Linked DNA regions of Homo sapiens: region 2 is linked to region 1. Evidence: read pairs that join two places in POLR2A ChIA-PET (ENCODE). Cell type or tissue: GM12878. All regions are shown on one strand. Region 1 overlaps NSD1 (nuclear receptor binding SET domain protein 1). Region 2 overlaps NSD1 (nuclear receptor binding SET domain protein 1).

Evidence for each region. Peaks named below come from ENCODE experiments on the same cell type or tissue, not always from the same donor. Only the 100,000 strongest peaks of a DNase experiment are listed, where the experiment ranks them.
Region 2: POLR2A ChIA-PET joins it to region 1 with 5 read pairs; 6 of 35 experiments call an interaction of 5 or more read pairs at or near these places.

What each region holds. Positions count from the first base shown.
Region 1 is chr5:177,213,211-177,221,210 of GRCh38, reverse strand. All of the region lies in intron 5 of NSD1 (nuclear receptor binding SET domain protein 1), which reads right to left. Among named protein-coding and RNA genes, the nearest start is that of NSD1, 83 kb to the right of the region's middle. In GM12878, no CTCF peak of the experiment used is centred here; no DNase peak of the experiment used is centred here.
Region 2 is chr5:177,287,066-177,295,065 of GRCh38, reverse strand. It overlaps NSD1 (nuclear receptor binding SET domain protein 1), which reads right to left. Exons shown (of 23, transcript NM_022455.5): 21 at 6,141-6,247; 22 at 2,908-3,112; 23 at 1-1,234. Among named protein-coding and RNA genes, the nearest start is that of RAB24, 13 kb to the left of the region's middle. In GM12878, no CTCF peak of the experiment used is centred here; a DNase peak (open chromatin) is centred at 3,789; H3K4me3 peaks cover 768 bases; H3K27ac peaks cover 841 bases.

The DNA.
Region 1 (8,000 bases):
CTTTGTCTGTAATTACTTTAACAAAAAATGAGGCCAAATACAGGCCACAGTGGCTCACACCTGTAATCCCTGCACTGTGGGAGGCCAAAGTGGGTGGATCATTTCAGGCTAGGAGTTCAAGACCAGCCTGGCCAACATGGTGAAACCCCGTATCTATTAAAAATGAAAAACCACACAAAATTAACCGGGGGTGGTGGAAGGCACCTGTAGCCCCAGCTACTCAGGAGGCTGAGGCACAAGAATCGCTTGAACCCAGAGGTGGAGGTTGCAGTGAGCTGAGATTGCCCCACTGCACTACAGCCTGGATGACAGAGGGAGAGCCTGTCTCCATAAAAAAAGAGGCCGACCACAGTGGCTCATAACCATAATCCCAGCACTTTGAGAAGCTAAGGCAGGTGGATCACTTGAGGAAGATCACTTGAGACTGGCGTGGCCAACACTGCAAAACCCTGTCTCTACTAAAAAGACAAAAATTAGCCAAGCGTGTTGGTGCACGCTTGTAATCCCAGCTACTCAGGAAAACTGAGACACTAGAATTACTTGAACCCGGGAGGCGGAGTTTGCAGTGAGCTAAGATCATGCCACTGCACTCCAGCCTAGGCGACAGAGCAAGCCTCTGTTTCAAAAAAAAAAAAAAAAAAAAAAAAGCAATTACTATAAGAAAAAAAATGGATTAAACTCCCCAATCTAAAGATAGAGTGGTTGAGTGAATGAAAACCATTATACAATTAGGTACTATCTATAAAAGGCTCACCTAAGATTTAAGTGAGCCTTAAATCTCACTTCACAGAGGCTGAACGTGAATGGCTGCAAAAAGATATTCTATGCCAGTGGTAAACAAAAGAAAGCAGAGGTTTTGGCCATACTTATATAAAACAAAATACACTTTAGGTAAAACACTGTCACAAGAGACAAAGGAACACATGATATGATAATAAAACAGTCAATTCATCAGGAAGCTATAACACTTGCAAATACGTAATTCACCTAACATCAGACCACCCAAATATAAAAAGCAAATAATGACAGAATTGAAAGGAGAAATAGAGTAACACAAGGAGATTTTAATACTCCACGTTAAAATAATGGAGAGAACCACAATGAAGATCAATAAAGAAACAGAGGACTTGAACAATTGCATATAACAAACATATATAAAACACCAATACCAAACAGCAGCAGAATACACATTCTTGTCAAAAGCACATAGAATATTCTCCAATATGGTCACACAGAGTCTTTTTTTTTTGACACAGGATCTTACTCTGTCGCCCAGGCTGGAGTGCAGTGGCGTGATCTCAGCTCGCTGCAACATCTACCTCCTGGGTTCAAGCAGTTCTCGTGCCTCAGCCTCCTGAGTAGCTGGGACTACAGGCATGAGCAACCATGCCCAGCTAGTTTTTGTATTTTTAGTGGAGATGGGGTTTTGCCATGTTGGCCATGCTGGTCTTGAACTCCTGACCTCAGGTGATCTCGCCTTGGCCTCCCAAAGTGCTGAGATTACAGGCGTAAGCTGCCATGCCCAGCCACACAAGTCTTAACAAATTTATGAAGACTGAAATCATACCAAGTATCTGTTCCAGTCACAATCAAGTGAAACTAGAAATCAGTATCAGTACAAAAACTGAAAAATCCACCAATAGGTGGAAATTAAACAACAAACTCTTGAACAATCAATGGAAGAAAGAAGAAATCACAAGGGAAATTTGAAAATATCTTTTGACAGGGCCGGGCGCGGTGGCTCACGCCTGTAATCCCAGCACTTTGGGAGGCGGAGACAGGAGGATAACAAGGTCAGGAAATCGAGACCATCCTGGCTAACACAGTGAAACCCCGTCTCTACTAAAAATACAAAAAATTAGCCGGGCGTGGTGGCAGGCACCTGTAATCCCAGCTACTTGGGAGGCTGAGGCAGGACAATCGCTTGAACCCGGGAGGTGGAGCTTGCAGTGAGCTGAGATCGTGCCAGCTCACTCCAGCCTGGCGACAGAGCGAGACTCCCTCTCAAAAAAAAAAACACAAAACTTATGGGATGCAGCAAAAACACTACTAAGAGAGAAGTCTGTATCAGTAAATGCCAACATTGAAAAACAAAGTTTTCAACTCAACAACCTAAATTTACACCTCGAGAAGACAGAAAAATAAATCTAAGCCCAAAGTTGGTAGAAGGAAAGAAACAAAGACTAGAGCATATAGAAATGAAAAGATAAACTACAGAGCAACATCTTTTATAAATACTGATGCAAAAATCCTCAACAAAATACTAGTATATCAAATTAAATAGCACATTAAAAGAAACATACGGCTCCCGTTAGGGCCAGCTGGAGAAAAAAAAAAGGGGGGGCCGGGCGCGGTGGCTCATGCATGTAATCCCAGCACTTTGAGAGGCCGAGGAGGGCGGATCACAAGGTCAGGAGATGGAGACCATCCTGGCTAACATGGTGAAACCCTGTCTACTAAAAAATACAAAAAAAATTTAGCCGGGCGTGGTGGGGGGCGCCTGTAGTCCCAGCTACTCAGGAAGCCGAGGCAGGAGAATGGCGTCAATCCGGGAGGTGGAGCTTGCAGTGACCCGAGATTGCGCCACGGCACGCCAGCCTGGGCAACAGAGCGAGACTCCGTCTCAAAAAAAAAAAAAAGAAATATACATCATGACCAAGTGGAATTTAATCTTGGAATGCAACGATGGTTCAAAAATAGAAAAAAAAAATCAACAGAATACAGCACATTAACAGAATAAAGGACCCCAAAAAAACTACATGACCTTCACACTTGAGGTAGAAAAAACATCTGACAAAATTCAACTACCTTTCATGACTGAAAAGAAAGCACTCAACAAACTAGGAATAAAAAGAAATTACATGCCAGGTATGGTGGCTCACACCTGTAATCCCAGCACTTTTGGGGGGCCAAGGTGGGAAGACTGCTTGAGCCCAGGAGTCTGAGACCACCCTAGGCAACATAGTAAAATCTTGTTTCAACAAAAAATTACAAAATTAGTCAGGTGTCATGGTGCACACCTGCAGTCCCAGCTACTTGGGATGCTGAGGTGGGAGGATCACTTGAGCTCAGAAGTTTTAGACCCACCTAGGCAACATAGTAAAACCTGACCTGTACAAAAAGGTTAAAAATCAGCGGAGTATGGTGGTGCATGGCTGTAGTCACAGCTACTTGGGAGGTCAAGGTGGGAGTATTGCTTGAGCCTGGGTGGTTGAGGCTGCAGTGAGCCATATCACCACTGCACTCCAACCTAAGTGACAGAATGTGACCCTGTCTACACTTTGGGAGGCCGAGGTGGGCAGATCACAAGGTCAAGAGTTCGAGACTAGCCTGACCAACATGGTGAAACCCCGTCTCCACTAAAAATACAAAAAAATTAGCCGGGCGTGGTGTCAGGCGCCTGTAATCCCATCTACTCAGGAGCCTGAGGCAGGAGAATGGCTTGAACGAGGGAGGTGGAGGTTGCAGTGAGCCGAGATCGCGCCACTGCACTCCATCATGGACACCAAGAATGAAACTCTGTCTCAAAAAAAAAAAAAAAAAAGAATGTGACGCTGTCCAAAAACAAAAACACAAACAAAAAAGTAATTACATAAATATAATAAAGACTATATATAAAAAGACCACAGCTAATATGCTTGACAGTGAAACACTGAAAGCTTTTCCTCTAAGATAAAGAGCAAGGGAAATATACCACTGTAGCAACCTATTCAACACATTATTTGAAGTCCTAGCAGAGTAATTAGGCAATAAATAGGGAAGCAAGGAGCCAAATTATCTCTTTGCAGATGACATGAACCTTTATGTAGGAAACCCTAAAGATTCCACACGCTATTAGAACAAAGAAGCAAATTCGGCAAAGTTCCAAGATACAAAATTAAACCTGAACATTTCTATATACTCATAATGAACAATATAAAAGGAAATTAAAACAATCACATTTGCAATAGCATAAAAAAGAATAGAATACTTAAGAATAAACTTAACCAAGGAGGAGAAATGGTTGTACACTCCAAAACACTGTTGGATGAAATTACGGAAGATATAAATAAATGGAAAGATAGCCTGTTTTCATGGATTGGAAAACTTAATATTGTTAAGATATCCCTACTACCCAAAGGAAACTAAAGTCAATGCCATCCCTATCAACATCTCAAAAGCCATTTTTTTTTGCAGAAATAAAAAAACTATCCTAAATTAGTGTGTAATTTCAAAGAACCCCCAAATAAACAAAACAATCTTGAGAAGAAAAAAAAAAAAAACTGAAGGCCTTACATTTCTTGATTTCAAAACATATCATGAGGCTATGGTAATCAAAACAATATTGTACTGGCATAAAAATATAGACATGTAAGTCAATGGAACAGAATAGAGATCCACAGAGATCCCTGGCCAGGGTGGTGGCTCACACCTGTAATCCCCGCTTTTTGGGAGTCTGAGGCAGGAGGATCACTTGAGCCCAGGAATTCAAGAACAGCCTGGGCAACATGGTTGGACCCCGTCTCAATTTTACTAAAAATTAAAAAAAAAAAAAAAAAAACAGAGATCCCTGAAATAAATCACATACATGGTCAAATGACCTTCGACAACAGTGCCAAGACTACACAATGGGGAAAAGATAGTCTCTTTAACAGATGGTATTGTGAAAACTGGATATGCACATGCTGAAGAACGAAGATGAACTCTCATTTTACACCTTACATAAAAATTATCATAAAATAGATCAAAGACCTAAACATAAGACCTCCAACTATGAAACTCCTAGAAGAAAACAGACGAAAAAACTTCATGATATTGGAAGGAACAAGAATTTCCTGGCTATGAGACCCAAAGCACAAGTAAAAATTTTTTAAAAAGCAAAAATGGAAAAAAAAAATCACATTAACTTCTACACAGCAAAGAAAACAGTCAACAGAGTGAAAAGGCAGGTACAAAATGGGAGAAAATACTTGCAAATCATACATCAGATAATTGGTTAATATCCAGGATATATGAATAACTCTTATACCTCATTTTTTAAAAATAACAAGATTTAAAAATATGCAAAGGGATATGCACAGTAGCTCATGTCTGGAATCCCAGCATTTTGGGAGGCCAAAGTGGGAACATCATTTGAGCCCAGTAGTTGAAGACCAGCCTGGGCAGCATAGCCAGAAACCTGTCTCTACAAAAAAACACAAAAATTAGCCAAGTGTGGTGGCATGCACCTGTACTCCCAGCTACTCAGGATGCTGAGATAGGAGGATCACTTGAGCCCAGGAGTTTGAGGCTGCAGTGAGCTATAACTGCACCACTGTATTCCACCCTAGGTGACAAAGAGGCCCAGTATCATTAAAAACATATGTATATGGACAAAGGACTTATAAAATGATGCAGCAATTATGCAAAACACTATAGAGGTTCATCAAATTAAAAGTAGGCCGGGTGCGGTGGCTCACACCTATAATCCCAACACTTTGGGAGGCCGAAGCAGGAGGATCACTTAAGGTCAGGAATTTGAGACCAGCCTGGCTAACATGGCAAAACCACTGTAATCCCAGCTACTTGGGAGGCTGGGGCACAAGAATTGCTTGAGCCCAGGAGGCAGAGGTTGCAGTGACTTGAGATCGCATCATTATACTCCAGCCTGGGTGACAGAGGGAGACCCTTGTCTCAAAAAAAAATAAAAATAAAAGTAGAATTACCCTATGTTCCACCAATGCCATTCTAGGTATTTATCCAAAAGAAATGAACATCACTGGGTGCAGTTGCTCATGCCTGTAATCCCAGCACTTTGGGAGGCCGAAGCAGGCAGACCACCTGAGGTCAGGAGTTCGACACCAGCCTGGCCAACATGGTGAAACCCCATCTCTACTAAAAATACAAAGTTAGCTAGGCGTGGTGGTATATGCCTGTAATCCCAGCTACTTGAAAGGCTGAGGCAGAATTGCTTGAGCCCAGGAGGCAGAGGTTACAGTGAACTGAGATTGTGCCATTGCACTCCGGCCTGGGCAACAAGAGCGAAACTCCATCTCAAAAAAAAAAAAAAAATTGAAAACCAGATCTCAGAGATATCTGCATATCCATGTTCACTGTAGCATTACTCACAATAGTCAAGATGTGGAAGCAATCTAAATGTCCATCAACCAATGAACTGATAAAGAAAAGATGCTTTAGTATGGAAAAGAAAAAGTATGTTGGAATATTATTCAGCCATAAAAAAAGGTTATCGGCAGGGCGTGGTGGCTCATGCTTTTAATCCCAGCACTTTGGGAGGCCAAGGCGGGTGGATCACGAGGTCAGGAGATCGAGACCATTCTGGGGAACATGGTGACACCCTGTCTCTACTAAAAATACAAAACAAATTAGCCAGGCATGGTGGCATGTGCCTGTAGTCCAAGCTACTTAGGAGGCTGAGGCAGGAGAATTGCTTGAACCCACGAGGCAGAGGCTGCAGTGAGCCGAGAACCCACGAGGCAGAGGATGCAGTGAGCTGAGATCACGCCACTGCACTCCAGCCTGGGTGACACAGTAAGACTCTGTCTCAAAAAAAAAAAAAAAAAGGTGATCCTGTCATATGCTACAACATGGATGAACCTTGAAAACATTATGCTAAGTGAAATGTGAAATAACCCAATCACAAAACAACAAATACTGCATGATTCCACTTACATGAGATGTCTAAAGTAATCAAATTCACAGAAGCAGAAAGAATGTTAGTTGTCATGGATTGAACAAAGGAGAAAATCAGGAGTTGTTGTTCAATGGGTATAGAGTCTCAGTCAAGCAAAACGAAAATGTCCTGGAGATCTGCTGTTGTACATGTACATGATTCATGACACTATAATACACACTTAAATACTGTTTTTTTGTTTGTTTATTTTGAAATGGGGTTTCGCTCTGTCTCCCAGGCTGGAGTGCAGTGGCGCAATCTCAGCTCACTGCAACCTCCACTCACTGCAACCTCCACCTCCCGGGTTCAAGTGATTCTCCTACCTCAGCCTCCCGAGTGGCTGGTATTACAGGAGCGCGCCACCATGCCCAGCTAATTTTTGTATTTTTAGTAGAGATGGGGTTTTGCCATGTTGGCCAGGCTGGTCTTGAACTCCTGACCTCAGGTGATCCATCAGCCTTGGCCTCCCAGAGTGCTGGAATTACAGGCGTGAGCCACCGCACCTGGCCGTAAATACCGTTAAAGAGTAAATCTCACTCTAGCCTGGGCAACAGAGCCAGACCCTATCTCAAAAAAAAAACCAAAAAAGGTACATTTAGGTTACATGCTTTTTAACCATAATTTTAGAAGAAGACAGAAGAACTGATACATACTACAAGAGGCATGAACCAGAAAACATTAAACTAAGTAAGGGAAACCAGACCCAAAAGGACCATATATTGTATGATTCCATTTCTATGAAATGTACACAATAGACAAATCTACAGATTGGTAAAAACTGAAGGCAGGGCTGGGCACAGTGGCTCACGCCTGTAATCCCAGCACTTTGGGAGGTGGAGGCGGGCGGATCACAAGGTCAGGAGATCAGAGACCATCCTGGCTAACACAGTGAAACCCCGTCTCTACTAAAAATACAAAAAAAAATTAGCTGGGTGTGGTGGCGGGCGCCTGTAGTCCCAGCTACTCAGGAGGCTGAGGCAGGAGAATGGCGTGAACCCGGGAGGCGGAGCCTGCAGTGAGCCGAGATCACGCCACGGCACTCCAGCCTGGGTAACAGAGCGAGACTCCGTCTCAAGAAAAAAAAAGAAAAAAAAACCTGAAGGCAGATTGACAAGAGTTCTGTGTTTCTGTCTGGGATGATGCAAATATTCCACAATTGATCGCACTGATTGTTGCACAACTCTGTGACTATACTACAAACCACTCAATTAAAAACGTTAAAAGCTGAATTTTATGATATGATAACTGCATTTTCAATAAAGCTGTTAGAGAAAAATCTACTATGATACACAGTTTTGAGAATCTTATGTTAATGGATATTGCTGTAAAAAAGAAAAAAATATGTATA
Region 2 (8,000 bases), 74 kb before region 1:
GTCTGCTCAGCCCCTGCAGAAGCTCTTCCTGAGGCCTGAGTTGTTGGCTCATATAAAAAGGCCTTGGCAGGAGGCTGAGAAAGAAGTCTGGCCTGGGTGAGTGATTTAACAGCTTGCCAGGGGTCCTCTGAAGGGGCTGCTGCTTTCCCAGATGTCTGAAGAGGATCTGACACACAGCCTTTCTCAACAGCTCTCGGCATATGCCCCAGACCTTTGCTGGCAGGCCATGAACTTGACTCCAACACTGGCATCTTCTCATCAGCCTGTGGTGTGACCTGATGAGGTGAAGCTGCCCGCTCCTTCTGGCGAGGAGTTAGGTCTATGAGATCCATCACCAAAGCAGCTCTATTTTTTGACTGAGTATTCTGGTCCACAGGCCTCAGTGCTTTTTCTTTAGCTACAAGGGTCTGGACCACAGCTGATAGTACTTTCTCAGGAGGTGGGAGTCTCTGGGACAAAGAGGCATGGGGTTTGTCAGTAGGCCTGTCTGAAGTCTGGGGTTTGGGACTGCTAGTAATGAGCAGTCTGTCTGGCGGCGGAAGTCTCAGGCCAGTGGGAACTGAGGTTTTCTCCAGTGACTGGGGCCTTGGGCTGGCAGCACCTATGGATTTATCCAGCCTTGGGTCAGCCGTCCCCAGAGGTCTTTCCAGTGGTTGGGACCTGACTGAGGGTGAGGAGCTTGGGCTGGTCACTGGAGAGGGTTTGTCGCTTAGCTGGGGTCTTGGTCCTGCCACTGCTGGTGGCCTGTCCAGTGGCCTCTGGCTGGAAACCAAGGATTGGGATTTGGTCCCTGACCCAGCGAGGTCTCTGACCTTATCTAAAGGCTGGGGCCTGGAGTCAGTTCTCTCAAGAGGTCTTTCAGGTAGCAATGGCCTCTGACAAGTCCCTGCCAGAGCTTTTTTGGAGAGCGACAGCATCTGGTTGGTGTCAGCAGGAGGTTTATCTGACATTTTGGGTGCCTGAGCAGCCATTCCTGTTGATTGCTCTGCCAGGTGAGTGCTTGGCCCTGGAGGCAGCGGTACTGGGGGAGGCACATACTCACGGATCTCCCCAGGTTCCAGAGGATTGGGCCCACAGGGGTCATGCTCAGTACAAGACAGACGCCCATCCAGTTTGGAAATGAAAAGCATCCCTTCTCGATGCTGCTTACAAAAGGAGCTGGGGCACATCTCACAGAAGGAGGCTGCTTCCTTCCCGCAGATGTCACACTGATGCCACGGACATTCCCATTTCCCTGAAAACACAGAAGTAAATCAAAAGTTTAGGAAAAAAGAGATACATATCACATGGGCCAAGGCTATGCTACAGTCCGAAGGTGTGGATGATGACCTTCCTTCACACTGTCCCTGCTTCAGAGAGCTTATGCCACTCACCAGCCACCTCTTGCCCCAGAATTCCAGCTTCTTTTTGTGCACAGAATACATAAAGTAACAGCGAATTATCAAATAGCAACTACTATCAACTAAATATACAAGCAGAAGAGTAAATTGGTATTTCTATGACTATTTCCAGCAAGGAGGTGAGGGGGGGGCGGGGGTGGGGACAACAAAAAGTTTCTTTTACATGAAACTTAAGATATTACTTTTATATTTTTGCAATCTCCATTTGTACTATACAGCTTTTAAATAAGCAACTCAAAGAGAAATATCCTGGTGATTTAGATTCCTGCTTATTTGCTATTAACAGTAATAGAAAAGATATAAAATCATGAAAAATGGAAGATTTACCTTTGCTCTATTTTAAGTCTTGAGATCAGCACAGCACGTTATATGTTGTTCACATGGAATCAGTAGAAAAGACCCAAAGCTGACCTAAGCTTTTACCTGCCTCCCCACATTTCATGAAACCTGAGGGTCTTGACCAGGGACAGTGTTTCCACCTTCAAATCAACTACACCAGCTCCCACTCCTGGCACACAGGCAAGATTGGTTCTATCATAGCCTGCGCCAGTGACGACCCTGAGCAGTTGATTCTGAAACAATTCTACTTCCTGGTGCTGACAGGTCAATGTGATGGCCTTGCCCTCATCCTACCTCAGTTTCTTTTATTTCATGACCCTGGCCAATATACAGTGAAGGAAAGCCAATTTGGGGACAAATTCCTTTTACTTATACCCTAAAGTTCTTAACGTTCTGCAACTCTTGGAAGCAGGTCACTAGTAATGTATAATCTCCTCACCCTGGAATGGCTCCCTACTGGTTTCTCTTTTTTGTTCATTAAAATAGATGGCATATCCAAATCCCTAAAATTCTCTAACCCCAAATCACTACTCAAAGGTTCTCAATTTCTTCAACTACAAATTTCCTGGGTACCACATCCACCTGAGCAGCTTTCTCATGTATTAACTGATACAACCAAATCTCCTTTAGAGGAAAAAAGTCTACTCTGCATGGGGGGAGACTGCACTAGGCGTAGGGGAGCAAGGTAGGAAGTGCTAAAAGGGTGGCAATCCATCTCTCACTGACTAGAACCACCTAAAGGCTTTACTATCTCAATCTTTCTTTCTCTAGAAAGGCAACATGATTTAATAGTCTTGGAGTCAAAAACCCAGCTCTCAATCCAGCTCCTCTATCTATGTGTGAAAGATCACCTCCCCAATCCTCACTCTGTTTCTTCACATGCATTATGGAAGAAAACCAACCATTATGGGCTGCTGGGGGAATGAAATAAACATGACTGTAAGTAAAGGACCTGAAACACAGCAAGTGCACCGCTGTCCCATTCTTCATAACTAAGAATTCTAAGCCTTTGCTTTCATTATTTCCAAAATAAGAAAATAGACCATACCCCTCAAAATTATGCATGGAAAGACCAAATGGCACTTTCTTCAAGGCTGATGCAAATGGCATGAGACCCTGAGTATGATGGAGAGAACGAGTAGCGGTACAAATGGATTTTGGCACCAACCTGCTGGTCGCTTGGTCAGATTGAGACAGTCTGCGTGGTAAACTTTTGGGCAGCCTGGTTTCTTGCAGGAGACGAGCTGGCCAGCATCCCCACAACTAAAACACTCATCTTCTCGCTCCTTTGTGATTTCACCCTGGGTCCTGCGCTTTCCCTGTTGCTTCTTCTTGAATTTCTTTGACTTTTCTTCCGTGGCAATGGGTTGATTCTACAGGTCAGATATTGAACAGTCAGCATTCTGTGAACACATTAGTACCAATCTTAACCGGGTTAACTACCCTCTCTGAGCCTCATTCTCTTCTCTGGGAAAAGAGATTGTCATGAAGATAAAATGCAGGAAAGGTACCTGGTACATCACAGATACGTAGCAATAATTTTTGTATCAACTACTCCTGCCACCTGAACAAAACAGAAGACAAAAATCTTTGTGTTTTTGCTGATCCATAAGGCTGGTGTTAAATGACATGCCTTTCATAAGTTTTATTAGTTAATTAATTTATTTATTTTTCAAGACGGAGTCTTGCTGTGTTGCCCAGGCTGGAGTGCAGTGGCGCGATCTCGGCTCACTGCAACCTCCGCCTGCTGGGTTCAAGCAATTCTCCTGCCTCAGCCTCCTGAGTAGCTGGGATTACAGGCGCCCACCACCACTCCTGGCTAATTTTTGTATTTTTAGTAGAGACGGGTTTTCAGCATATTGGTTAAGCTGGTCTCGAACTCCTGACCTTGTGACCCACCCGCTTTGGCCTCCTAAAGTGCTAGGATTACAGGCGTGAGCCACCGCACCTGGCCAAAGTTTCACTTTTATATTCGTCTACTTTCAGAACTAAACTAGACTTCTGTGTGTGGGTACACATGCCTATTTCTCGTTCATTCAACAAAGCATAACTGAACTTACTATAAGCAATGTGTTAAGACACAAAAAAGTTAATTCATGGTCCCTGCCGTCAATAAGACTACACATCAAGTCAAATTAGCTTCAGGTCCACCACTCCCAAGGCAGACCCTGGAGCAGCCAGCAGATGTTCTCTCTTTGTTCCCTGCAGCCCACACTTGGTCACCAAATCATCTTATCACATTCTTCATTTTAACCCAGAAACATCCAGGACCAATCTGTAAGGCTTAATGGAGGTCCACCCTATTCTGACAGACCAGTATCTACTAAGAGCACACAGTGACCTCTCTAGCATCTACCTCTGACTGACTCCTGTGAAATGCTATCCCATGCAGACATCAAGGATGCTGAAACTGACATCCGCACTACACTTAATACCATTAAGTACAGGTTAAACTGAGTTACTATTTTAATTTATAGGAAACAAGTCAACATCTTAAGGAACAACACCGTTAAACCAACAAAACTAAACAAAAAGCACAATAAAATCCAGTATAATATAGAGGTGATTCTCCTTATTTAACAAGATTAAAAAATGATCATTGAGTGCTCTTCATTTCTGGCCAGGCGCAGTGGCTCACGCCTGTAATCCCAGCACTTTGGGAGGCTGAGGCAGGTGGATCACCTGAGGTCAGGAGTTTGAGACCAGCCTGGCCAACATGGGGAAACCCCATCTCCACTAAAAATACAAAAAATTAGCCAGGTGTGGTGGCAGGGGCCTGTAATCCCAGCTACCTGGGAGGCTGAGGCAGGAGAATCACTTGAACCTGGGAGACGGAGGTTACAGTGAGCCGAGATCATACCATTGCACTTCAGCCTGGGCAACAGAGCGAGACTCCGTCTCAAAAAAAAAAAAAAAAATTTATTTACTCTTTTCTTATTGGCTTCTATGTTAATTTGCATTTTTCAGTTCTTAATGTTGAGCTTCACAATCAAAAAGGCATATGGAACATACTCAATTGAAGTCACTATATAGTTTATTTTGTATCAAAATTAAACTGCAATTTTCACTGTGCTGTTACTTATGATACAGAAATCTTGAATTATCCAGATGTTCATCTAGTATGTCCATCCATTATATAAAAAAATTAAGACAGTCACTAAAAATGATCAGCAAGGACTTTAAAAAATAATAATATAAGGGCCGGGCACAGTGGCTCACGCCTGTAATCCCAGCACTTTGGGAGGCTAAGGCGGGCGGATCACGAGGTCAGGAGATCGAGACCAACCTGGCTAACAACAGTGAAACCCTGTTTCTACTAAAAATATAAAAAATTAGCCGGGCATGGTGGCGGGCGCCTGTAGTTCCAGCTACTCAGGAGGCTGAGGCAGGAGAATGGCGTGAACCCGGGAGACGGAGCTTGCAGTGAGCCGAGATTGCGCCACTGCACTCCAGCCTGGGCAACAGAGCGAGACTCCACCTCAAAAAAAAAAACACAAAACAACAACAACAAAAAAAATAAGGAGAATATAGACATGGAAATGATACTTAACAGTTACAGAATTAGAATTCAATTATTCAGAAAGTGCATACTAAAAAAACAGGAAGACACAACAATGCTTATACTTTTTTATAATGGTGAGATTAAGAGTTCTACTTTTATCTATGATGTTATGCTACATTTAGAAGCTTAAACTGCAGATTTTTTGGTATCTTCAGAAAGAGAAAGTGAGAGAAAGACAGGGACAGACACAGATATACCAAGAATCTATATGGCTTATTAGGAGATGTGAGATCAAGACGAGGGAGGTAACTAACCTTCTTTATAAGGTCCTATTTCACAGCATTATTAGTTAGAAAAGTAGCACCAATTAAAGTCAGATGGCCCAAAACACTTCAACAATATCCCCAAAAACCTCTTATATAATTGATCAGCCGAATGCTTAGTGAATTGCAAGTGGCCCTATCAACACCTATTCAATGTCATTGAATTTTTCTTTTTTTTTTTGAGAAGGAGTCTTGCTGTGTTGCCCAGGCTAGAGTGCAGTGGTGTGATCTCAGCTCACTGCAATCTCTGCCTCCTGGGTTCAAGGGATTCTCCTGCCTCAGCCTCCTGAGTAGCTGGGACTACAAGCACATGCCACCACGGCCCAGCTAATTTTTCTATTCTTATTAGAGATGGGGTTTCATCATGTTGGCCAGGCTGGTCTCGAACTCCTGACCTCAGGTGATCCGCCCACCTCAGCCTCCCAAAGTGCTGGGATTACAGGCATGAGCCACCATGCCTGGCTGAATGTCATTAATTTCAAAGAGATTTCTTCTTAAAATGTAGACTGCCCTAACACTGTTAGGGAGGGAGGACCGCACCACTAATCCCAAAGCAGAAGTCTAGAAGGGTGGTACCTTTGGCCTTACACCCAAGAAGCCACTGCAGTTCGGGGCTCCACATTTGCAAACAGTCTTTCCATTCCCAAGACATTCTAGGTTGTAGTTGAAGGTAAGTTCAGTGCCTGCATAAGAGACCGTGAAAATATTAATATCTATGGTTTTAATTACATTATTTCTGTATTAATTACAAAGGATACCAACTCCCAAGAGAACAGATTAATTTTAAAAAGAATTTAGCTCTAATCCTATATTTTAATTAATTCTAATCTTATAACATTAATAATCAGGTAATACAATTTAACAGAGAAAACTTAAATGGCTTAACAAGTAATATTTAAGATAACTCTTCCTCCAGAGGTGTTAATTACCTCAAGTTGTTTTTCATTTGTTTATTAACCATTCAGATTCAAAATATGTTAATTCATTACCAAAACAAACAAAAAACAACTTATCAATGTGTCAGGCCCTGGGAATACAAGTATGAGGAAAACCTGTTTGTCTGTTCTCAGGTGAACACATGTTACCTGGCAGCACTCTGGAGAGGCATCTCAGTACAGAATAACACTAGAAATCTGTAGATTACAGACTGGTTGTAGATCCAGCTACGTCACAGACTTAGCAGGGTAATCTGAATCCTGAGCAGCCCATTTTAAAATGGAGAAATCTGACAAGCTTATTGAGACAATATGACAAAATGCACATAGCAGTAACGTGTAAACTTTAAAAAAAGGTACTCAAATTAACAGGCAAACTGTCCTCTTTCTCTCTTTCTGTCAAAGGTCCATTTCACCAAAACTGTGAGAGGAAATAAACATTCAAACTCAAAACTCATAACTAAAAGCCAGTTATGGGAGGCCTACCAAATATAAGAATTTTACATAAATATGTGAAGAGGTTGCCTATCACAGGGGTAATGTTTACAGTTAATGTATAAGGTAACCATCATTCATATTAAAAACTGTCAATTCTTAGGAAGATTTCCCTTTGCAGACTGACATACCTTTTATCAGTGAGACTGCTATACATAGTTTTTCATCGAATGTTAAAGGAAATCATTCTTATCACTATTTCTTTATCAAGTATGTTCACAATACCAGCAGCTACGTTAGGGTCATGCTGTAGGAGTAGCAGAATTATCCACGGCCTGATGAGGCTCATGCCATAAGGAGCTTGCAGGAACTGAGTGAGACTCACCAATGTTAACGGGAGGGTCATGTTTCCCATCTCATGCCTGAACTTAACTGGATTGAATCTTTCGTGGTTCTATTCACACTGTTTTTTTTTCTTTTTTCTTTTTCTTTCTTTGAGACGGAGTCTCACTCTGTTGCCCAGGCTGGAGTAAGGTGGTGAGATCCCGGCTCACTGCAGCCTCCGCCTCCTGGGTTCAAGCTATTCTCCTGCTTCAGCCTCCTGAGTAGCTGGGATTACAGGCGCCTGCCACCACGCCCAGCTAGTTTTTGTATTTTTAGTAGAGACGGTGTTTCACCATGTTAGCCATGCTGGTCTCAAACTCCTGAAGTGATCCTCCCACCTTGGCCTCCCAAAGTGTTGGGATTATAGGCGTGAGCCACTGCGCCCAGCCCCACACTGTCTTTTTCTTAATAAAAGATTTATGGATAGATAACTAAAATTTTATAGATACGATGTGCTTATAATACAACTGTACCTTATACACAAATAAAAGAAAGCAGGATACTTGTCATAACTTGCTGCTCACTGAACATATACTATGTAAGTGTAATCACAGAGAGGCTAAATTAAATCAGAAAGTATCAGTGCTCATAAACTAAACAGTGATACCATTCTAGAAAAGAGTTCAATATGCAGCAATCATTGATGGATCTTCAGTTACTGGGCATGGCAAAGAGCATGAGA